2 separate regions of the Homo sapiens genome follow, and region 2 is linked to region 1. A link is an interaction called in ENCODE POLR2A ChIA-PET data of the cell type or tissue named here. Cell type or tissue: IMR-90. All regions are shown on one strand.

Region 1 (5,000 bases):
GTGCCTTTATAGAAAAACAAGAATGGTAAATACACTTCTTGCAGCCCAGACAATGTCTCTAATTGCTCTGAGCGTACATCTCATGTCCGTCAGGATAAAGTTCAGAACCTTAACCTGGCATCAAGGTATTCCACATGCACTCCAGCCTCTCTAATTCTGCCTTCTCTTTGAAACCATTCTGAAAGCACTGGGCAGAGTTCCTTGTCCTCTCAGTTATAGCTCTACAGTTAAAGCACTTAAACCCTCAAAGTTATTGTCTATTTGGGAAACTGTACCCACCCCAAGACTGTGCTGCTTGAGAGTCAGATAAGCCTTATTTACATCATTTTCCTCTATGAATCAGCACAGAGCCTGGCACAGGTAAGTACTCAGTAAATATTTGTTGAATTAATGCCACAATCGATGTATACATAAATCAGTGACTCAATGAATGAGGGTAGTGATACCTGCCCTTCATGAACTTGCAGAGTTAGTGTGGTACAGATGCAAGATGTATAACTATAAGGTTCCAGACAGATACAGAGCATTATTCCCATGGGTTTATAAGATGGACCTTGAAGAGTTAGCATGTGTGCTCACATAACCTGTATTGGCTGCTGTAGGTGCTGCTCTTCGGGTAGCAGGGCCAAGGAGAACCTTGCAAAGTAACCTCATGTATCTTTATGGAAGGAACCATGTTGTAGTTTCTGAATGGAGCTTGGCATAGACAAAGCATGCAGTTCATAGTTAGTATCAATAGTGGCAGATTCAAACCATGGGGCAGTGTGTATTCCATGCAGTGAGTCACCTGGAAATTCCAAAAAGCTCAAATTGATCTTATCTTCCTAACTTCACTCAAATTTTCTGAGTCTCAGTTTTCTCAGCTCTAAATGGAGCCATAATAGGGACCACCTCCCAGAGTGATTGCGTAAGAATTATGCAGATTACACAATGTATGGCTGTGGCTCCCAAAAGTTCCTCCAGTTAATGCTTTCCTGAGGAGTTCCTGGATTACTCTGTTCCTTTACAGAAAACCAAAAATTGTATATAGACTCAAGCATTGCCTGTGTACAATCTTTAGAGTATCTAATGCCATTTTTCAGTTATTACTGCCTTTCAGCCCCAATTTTCTCCTCTTTCATTCAGGGTGAAACTGGTCCACAGAGCAGTAGAGTGATCTTCCCACGGTCTTCCTAGTGACAACTGGTTGGAGCAATGTTCGCTCTCTAGCTAGTATCTAGACATAGAGTAATGAGCATCAACCAAGTATGTGCCCAGGCTTGAGAATCTGCCCTATAGAAGTACACAATATTACATTAAATATTTACAAAGATCTCACTTTCCAACTTGGGCCTGGCAGAGTGGCTCCCGCAAAGAAGGGTGGTGAGAAGAAAAAGGGCCATTCTGCCATCAATGAAGCAGTGACCGGAGAATACACCAACATCATTCACAAGCACATCCATGAAGTGGGCTTCAAGAAACATCCCCCTTGGACATTCAAAGAGATCTGGAAATTTGCCATGAAGGAGATGGGAATTCCAGATGTGTGCATTGATACTAGGTTCAACAGACCTGTCTGGGCCAAAGGAATAAAGAATGTCCCATACAGTATCTATGTGCAGTTGTCCAGAAAACGTAATGAGGATGAAGATCCTCATTAAGTAAGTTGTATACTTTGGTTGCCTATGTACCTGCTACCGCTCTCAAGAATCTACAGACAGTCAACGTGGATGAGAACTAACCAGTGATTGTCAAATATATCAAAGTTATAAAATTGCCAAAAAAAAAAAAAAAAAAGACCTACAGGAAGCTGCTCTGAAGAGGAGAGCCATGGGCCACATGTCTTCATTCCTTCAGTCTGCATGGTTGATTCTGGTCTTGTCGGGTTTAGAAAACAGCTTCATTTATTAACAGAAGGGCATAGGGCTGAGAATGGGCCCTCTGGAAGAAGGCAATTTGAAAGAGATAGGTCCTCAAGACCCCAGCCAAGAAACCTAAGGTGTCAGACCAGGCACTTGTCAAAGCAGGAAATGAGACTTGTGTCAGGAGTGAGGGGGAGGCTGGGGTATCAATGAGTACATCTTGTCCTAGATGGAGGTGTTCTGTAGCAGCCCAGGGGCAGAGAGCTGACTCACCAGACAACAGACACAGTAGCAGTGACCAGCACATGACTGCTCTCAGAGAGGAGACGGTATTGGACTATGCTTCTAAATTATGTACCACACTGCTGCATTGATTCAGGTAAGGCAGGGTAGGGCTGGACTTGTAAGCTGAAGGCCTTGTGGGTTGCTGGAGATTTGGCCTGGGGAAAGTAGGAGCTGACAGCTGCAGTCTCACTTTTTGTACAGACACAGGTTAGATATATTCTCTGCTTGACTCGAAGCTATTGTGTTGGCAAAGACCCTGTCCCAGTCTTTGGTTTTCTCTGTATTAGTGGAACTAAGCATGATGCCAGGCACATGGGAGGTGTTCAGTAAATCACTGCAGAATTTAGGAATAAACATGTAGAGCTGGGGAATGTGTGTTTTAGGGTGGGGGAAGGTGGACACGTTGTCCTAAGAAAAGTATAACTCTAGGATTTGAAATCTTATCCTCTTCAACCTGAGACCTTCTCAGGTAATCGTAGACAGGATTCATGAACACACTTCCAGGGCAAACACATTTCATGTTGATGCAGAGTATCTGGGACTTGGAAGAAACAACTCCTTATCTGAAGGATAATTTAGCAATTAGGAGCTGAGGCCTAACAGAAGGTTACCTAACATGTCTGTGTCTGCTTTCTCATCTGTAAAACAAGGGGCTAATGCCTGTTCATGGGGTAACTGAGGAGTTGGTGAGATGATGTGTGAGAAATTAGCAGTCCACAGCACAGCTTGATAAATGTTTGTTGAATGGCAAATGCCATTCTGGTGACTAAAGTTCACCATGGCTCAGTTCTGCTTTCTGCCTTGACTCATCCTCCTTGTTGTCTGCCAAAAATCATTCTGTGCCCAACCTGGTTCCTTCTCAAACTAAGAGGTCCATTCACAACACTAGCTGGCATCAGGTAGGAAGCCACCCTTGGTCATCTGCTGCTCATCCTCGGGGGACAGACAGTGATGGACAGGCAGACTCTGAAAGTGGAGCTGAGTCTTGAGCACTGAGCATGTCATCCATCATTGAAGCCACTTCGAGAGGAGAGGAAAGTAGTCAGTAGTGTCACCTACTGACTGGCACTGCTGGTAGCAGGGGGTCTTATTTTAGCAATGCCTCTGAGCTCATGCAAGTATCATTGGGAAGCAGGATTAGGTTTGCTAAATATATAATTAAATAAGATGAAATATCAGAGAAGAGGTACAGATGAAGATTATGGAGTTATAAAACAATAGATTGGGAAAAGGCCATGATGGTTTCTTTATATATTCCCTAAGAAAAATAACAAAGCAGCAAATTTCAACTGTAGAGAGCACATGTAGAAACCCACAGGGAGAATCATTAGTGGGTTGAAGGCTGGGATGCATCACTGAAGAGAGAAAGAGAGGAGAATCTGCATTTATTGGCTGCATGGTCTGAGCCAGGCCCTTCCCATGTACACTGTAGTCCTACATGGGAAAGATTACTATTTCTGTTTTAGTGAAATGGAAACTAATGCTCAGGTTTGTTAAGTAACTCGCACACACCCATGATATTTGTGAGTGTCAGAGCTTGGCCTTGTATGTCCAAAGGGCATTGTTCTATGGAGTCACACTGTCCAATAGCCCTTCTGGTTTATAAAGAAACTTTAAATCTTGTCTAATTGTTTCAGCAAAGATCAGAGAAGGACTTCAGGGTGAACCTTTTACTTAAAGAGGGTGTTTGGAACACTTTAATCAAATTTCCATTGTAGTCTATCAATCATCTACCACTCTATGTATGTTTTTGACATGTTCCCATAATGGCCTAGTTGCCCAAACCATGGCTCTATTGACAGGTGCATTCTCCTTTATTTCTCTAAAGCATGAGGCTCGACCAACCCCATCTCTGTTCTTGTTTGGCTCTACCTGTCATCAGCCATAAACTAATCCCATACTCCCAGCTTTTCCCCCTGTTAAAAGCTCCCAGCTCCAATACAACTTCCAACATGGAAGCCAGAGTGATCTTCTCGAATTCTGGATCTACTAATGTCCCAACTTTGCCCTCACATTTAGAAGGGTTATCTCTTGCCACCACATTTTATCCAGTTCTGTGGTCTGGAATTCAATTTATCCATTTTTTTTTTCAGTGTTTCAAAAAACAAAACATTGGTTTTTTTTTTGCTGTCCCAGATAAGAAAGATTTGCTTAACCAAAGGTCATAAAAATTTACTCCTATCTTCTCTTCTAAGAGTTATATAGTTAGTTATAGTTTTTGCATATACGTCTGTACAAATTTTAAGTTATTTTTTATATATTTATTTTTAGATGTTACATCATTTGATTAATACAATAAATTTACTCTATTTTCTATTAACATTTCCATTACATACTGCAGTTTTATAGAGAATACATTGATTTGTATGTATTTATTTGTAACCATTAGCCATTCTAAACTCAAGGAAGATTTTTGTTTGTTTGTTTTTTCAGGGTTAAGAAACAGAAAATAATGATTAATTTTTAAATCTCCCTTTTTGAATAGTTATATTGCTTTTTACTTTATTTTTCTGACTTAAACAAACATCCTAAATAATGTTAAATAATAATAGGTGATAGTGGACATCTGTATCTTGTTCTCAAATTTAGTGGTAATGAACCTGGTGTTTGTTCGAAATTGACTTCAGATATTCTTTACCATGTCAAAACTATTGCTCTATTCCTTCTCTACTATTTCTAGTTGAATCCAGACAGTATAGTAAATTTATTGTTATCTGTTTTTTGCTCTGTTAATCACTTAATGAAATGATGTAATGCAGTTATCAACATTTTCAGTATTGAACCATCCTTGCATTTCTGGAATGAATCCTGCTTAGTCATAGTGCATTATTCTTTTAAGATACTTCTGGTTTGGAACTGCTACCATTACATTTA
Region 2 (5,000 bases), 590 kb before region 1:
GCACGATCTCAGCTCACTGCAACCTTCGCCTCCCAGATTCAAGCAATTCTCCTGCCTCAGCTTCCCAAGTAGCTGGGATTACAGGCATGTGCCACCACGTCCATCTAATTTTTGTATTTTTAATACAGACGGGGTTTCACCATGCTGACCAGGCTGGTCTCAAACTCCTGACTTCATGATCCGCCTGCCTCAGCCTCCCGAAAGTGCTGGGATTAGAGGCAGGAGCCACGGCTTGAGAGTATTGTTGTATAGAATTTATTGCAGTTATATATATACATGGACAGATATATGTTTATACTAGTGGTGATATAAAATGTATTTCTTACTATAGGCCACATTTTTCTAATGTTTGAAAAACAGTGCATGATAGGCATCTTTACATACATCTCCCTTGAGAATGGGTCTTGTTATCTTCATTTACAAATGAACACATTGAGGCTCAGAGAAGATAAGTGACCAGGGATATATAAGCCAGGTTTAGACCTAAGGTCTTGAAAACCTACTAAAATGTCTAAGTTTATGAATCACCTGGGGGCATCTTTTAAATACTGATTTCTGGCTCTCTGCGGAGGTTCTGATGGGGTGAGGGAGGTAGTTATGAATGTGCATTTTTAATATTGCCTTCAGGCAATCTGAGTGCTGGTGATCCTGCCTGCCACACTGTACGTCACTAGTTTGGAGCAGTGGTCCCTCAAGAGCTTTGCTTGACCTACTGTGGGGCTGGAGAAAAGCATTTAAACTCCAGTTTCTACTCGTGTTCGTGCCATTCTTTCATAATATCTATGTGCCTATAATCTACATATTATACAATTGTACATATATAAACACCAATATGGGCATATAATGTATGTCTGGCCCCATGAACACCTGGCTTTATACAAGTGCACATATGAGCACACGATACAGACACATTATAGGCATATAATTGGGCAATGTTATATTATCAGTTTTCACTGGTTGGGAAACAACGAGGAATAGGAAGGAGATTGCTGCTCTGAGCTACCGTCACCACCACGTGAAGGCTGTTTCAGACAGACAATTGTTCTTGGTTGCTCATCTGAGGAGGTCATAGGCAGTTCCAGACCTTGTAGGGAGTATTGTGTACACAAAATACAATGAGAGGAGGCCAAGGCAGGCAGATCACCTGAGCTCAGGAGTTCGAGACAAGCCTGGGCAACATGGTAAAACCCCGTCTCTACAAAAAATACAAAATTAGCCAGATGTGGTGGCGCAAACCTGTAATCCCAGCTATGTGGGAGGCTGAGGCAGGAGAATTGCTTGAATCTGGGAGATGGAGGTTGCGGTGAGTTAAGATCGCACCACTGCACTCTAGCCTGGGCAACAAGAGCAAAACTCCATCTCAAAAAAAAAACATAAATAAAAAATAAGAGCTCTGGTGGCTGGGCATGGCGGCTCACACCTAAAATCCCAGCACTTTGGGAGGCTGAGGCAGGTGATTGCTTGAGGCCAGGAGTTTGAGAGCAGCCTGGCCAACATGGTGAAATCCCACCTCTGCTAAAAATACAAAAATCAGCTGGGCATGGTGGCGCACACTTGTAGCCCCAGCTACTCGGGAGGCTGAGGCAGGAGAATTGCTTGAACCTGGGAGGTGGAGGTTGCAGTGAGCAGAGATGGTGCCACTGCACTCCATCCCGGGCAACAGAGTGAAACTCCATCTCAAAAAAAAAAAAGCTTTTGGTGAGGGGACCTGAACGGACAGGGTGTTGTCTCTGTCACACTGAAGAAACCAGCTCCCCTCTTACCTCAATTGTATGGTCCTTTCTGATCCAAACAAGATTAAGATGGCCCATTCATCACTTGTCAAGAGGAGGTCTGAAATCCTAGGAAGGGGGAACTTGGAATCAATCATTCAGTCAACGCTTGTACAGATCATTCTGAAAATGCCCAGTGAGGTTGCAGGAAACCTAGGAGGAGACAAAACCATATAAGTTGTGGCAATATAACAATGTTTGGGGAGAAAAGATGTAAAAACAGCCAGGCGTAGTGGCTCACGCCTATAATCCCAGCACTTTGGGAGGCTGAGGTGGGCAGATCATGAGGTCAAGAGATCGAGACCATTCTGGCCAATGTGGTGAAACCCCGTCTCTACCAAAAATACAAAAATTAGCCGGGTGTGGTGGTGCGCACCTGTAGTCCCAGCTACTCAGGCGGCTGAGGCAAGAGAATCGCTTGAACCCAGGAGGCGGAGGTTGCGGTGAGGCGAGATCACGCCACTGCACTCCTACCTGGCGACAGAGCGAGACTCTGTCTCAAAAAAAAAAAAAAGGAAGAAAGAAAGAAACAATATGAAAAGGTAAATACGGTAATAAATGCCAGCATATTTCTTTCCTTATGTTTATATGATTTTGAAACACATTGTTAATAAAACACCTGGGGGTTTCCTTTTAACTGCAGATACAGTCTGTGGAGTCCATGCTGAAAGCACACAAAGCCTGTACTGTGGCTGAAATTGATTTCGTTTTAATCTTCTGTAATGATGCCATTATTTTTACAGCTGCTTCTACAACCCCATACATGATTTACATGCAAGTGCTGGCCTCTCTTTTTATATAGGTATGTACTGTCCCCTGTAAACTGTAAATTCCCCCAGGGCAGGGCCCATGTTGGCACAGGGTTGGGGGTGGGGGAGAAAAGAGCACAGGGTTTGGAGACTGGTGTCTTGAGACTCAAAGCCTGGCTTTGACATATATTGGCTGGGCAACCTTGAGCAAGCTATTTAATGTGTGAGCCCCTAGAGGTTAATTAAACCTTATCTAGTAACTACTCGTGGCTGAAATGAAAGATATGGCATAAAAGCCTGTCAAGTGATTGGCGGCCTGAATAGGATTTGCATATTCCTCGGAACTCAGTGTTTTATAATGAAGTATTTGCTTGGGAACTTTTGCTCCAGAACCTCATCTATTTGCTTTATAGTGCTCATGTTAGTTGAGGAAGGATTAACAAGAAAGTCGTGACTTCCTTGTCCCTTACTAGGTTTTTGTTTGTTTTTCGTTTTGTTTTGTTATGCTTTCAGACTGTGTCCAGCTTTATTACAGAAACTTTCTATAAACAACCATGGTATTTCAGACAGGACATGGGTAGACAATCGTTAACAGTATATAACAACCTTCAAACTCCTTTCTTCAATGGGCTGCCAAAAATCAGGAAGCCACTATAAAGCCCGATGAAGTCTTCAACTGATGCCCTGAACAGGGAAAGTTTAGAGTGAGGGTTGGCATTTCACATTTAGCATGTTGTTTAACAACTTTTCACGAGCCAATCCTGATTTTCAGGAAGTGAAATGAAAATGGCAGAATTTATCTGAAGAGCCACAAGCTAGAGATGGAACCATGGTTCTTTTGAGGGGTGCCATCTCAGTGGCATCACTGGAAAGTCCAGATTGCCTGACACACTGGCAACCAATGACTCAGGGTAAGGTCCCAACAGATGTCTGGGCTTAAGGGAGCTAAGTCTATGCTGAAAGATGGAAAGGGAGAAGAGGACATAAAAATGAATTTGTTTTTTCATACCACAAGGCTTTTGTGCCAAGGTGGCCAAGTGTGTCAAAGTCAGGGAGTCCCTCCTCCTGGGAGCCAAGAGGAACTCTCTCAAACCTAGAAGGGAAATGTGTTTTCCCCACATCAATCCAGCTTCAGAGACATTCTATCAGTGACATATGCCCCGTCCCCCCAAAACAACAATGAAGTGTTCCATGTGCTCACAGCATAGCTTCAAAAAAAAAAAAAAAAAAAGGCCGGGCATGGTGGCTCACAGCTGTAATCCCAGCACTTTGGGAGGCCGAGGCAGGTGGATCAGCTGAGGTCAGGAGTTCAAGACCAGCCTGGGTAACCTGGTGAAACCCGTCTCTATTGAAAATACAAAAAACTTAGCAGGACGAGGTAGTGGGCACCTATAATCCCAGCTACTCGGGAGGCTGAGGCAGGAGAATCACTTGAACCCGGGAGGCGGAGGTTGCAGTGAGCCAGGATTGCGCCGTTGCACTCCAGCCTGGGTGATAGAGCAAGACTCTGCCTCAAAAAAAAAAAAAAAAAGTAAGGTTGGCTGGGAGTGGTGGCTTACGCCTGTAATCCCAGCACTTTGGGAGGCCAAGGCGGGTGAACCACAAGGTCAGGGGTTTGAGACCAGCCTGGTCAACATGGTGAAACCCCATCCCTACTAAAAATACAAAAAATTAGCTGAACGGAGTGGCGGGCACCTGTAATCCCAGCCACTTGGGAGGCCGAGGCAGGAGAATCGCTTGAACCTGGGAGGTGGAGGCTGCAGTGAGCCGAGATCATGCCACTGCACTCCAGCCGGGCGACAGAGTGAGACTCCGTCTCAAAAAAGAAAAAGAAAAAAAAAGGAAAACAAAATTCTGCATTTTTATAAAACTTGATAAAAATAGTATTTCAAAGGGCTGGGCGCGGTGGCTCACGCCTGTAATCCTAGCATTTTGGGAGGCCAAGGTGGGCGAATCATGAGGTCAGGAGATCGAGACCATCCTGGCTAATATGGTGAAACCCCGTCTCTACTAAAAATACAAAAAATTTAGCCAGGTGTGGTGGGCGCCTGTAGTCCCAGCTACTCGGGAGGCTGAGGCAGGAGAATGGCTTGAACCCAGGAGGCGGAGCTTGCAGTGAGCCAAAATCGTGCCACTGCACTCCAGCCTGGGCAAATACTTCATTATAAAACACTGAGTTCCGAGGAGTATGCAAATCCTATTCAGGCCGCCAATCACTTGACAGACTTTTATGCCGTATCTTTCATTTCAGTCACGAATAGTTACTAGATAAGGTTTAATTAACCTCTAAGGGCTCACACATTAAATAGCTTGCTCAAGGTTGCCCAGCCAGTATATGTGAGAGCCAGGCTTTGAGTCTAGAGACATCTGTCTCAAAAAAAAAAAAAAAACAAAAAAACAAAAAAAATAGTATTTCAAACTGTACAGTCAGCAGAAGTACACAAGTTATCAAAAATACAGACAGTACACTTGGCGTCTC

The links. Peaks named below come from ENCODE experiments on the same cell type or tissue, not always from the same donor. Only the 100,000 strongest peaks of a DNase experiment are listed, where the experiment ranks them.
Region 2: POLR2A ChIA-PET joins it to region 1 with 6 read pairs; 2 of 35 experiments call an interaction of 5 or more read pairs at or near these places.

The regions. Positions count from the first base shown.
Region 1 is chr9:108,038,873-108,043,872 of GRCh38, forward strand. It overlaps LOC105376214 (a long non-coding RNA gene), which reads right to left. Exons shown (of 6, transcript XR_007061722.1): 6 at 4,373-5,000. It also overlaps the pseudogene RPL31P43. Among named protein-coding and RNA genes, the nearest start is that of KLF4, 550 kb to the left of the region's middle. In IMR-90, no CTCF peak of the experiment used is centred here; a DNase peak (open chromatin) is centred at 2,899; H3K27ac peaks cover 197 bases.
Region 2 is chr9:107,453,049-107,458,048 of GRCh38, forward strand. LINC01509 (long intergenic non-protein coding RNA 1509) reads right to left here. Exons shown (of 8, transcript NR_121581.1): 2 at 1,764-1,925. It also overlaps the pseudogene HMGN2P32. Among named protein-coding and RNA genes, the nearest start is that of LINC01509, 11 kb to the right of the region's middle. In IMR-90, no CTCF peak of the experiment used is centred here; no DNase peak of the experiment used is centred here; H3K27me3 peaks cover 209 bases.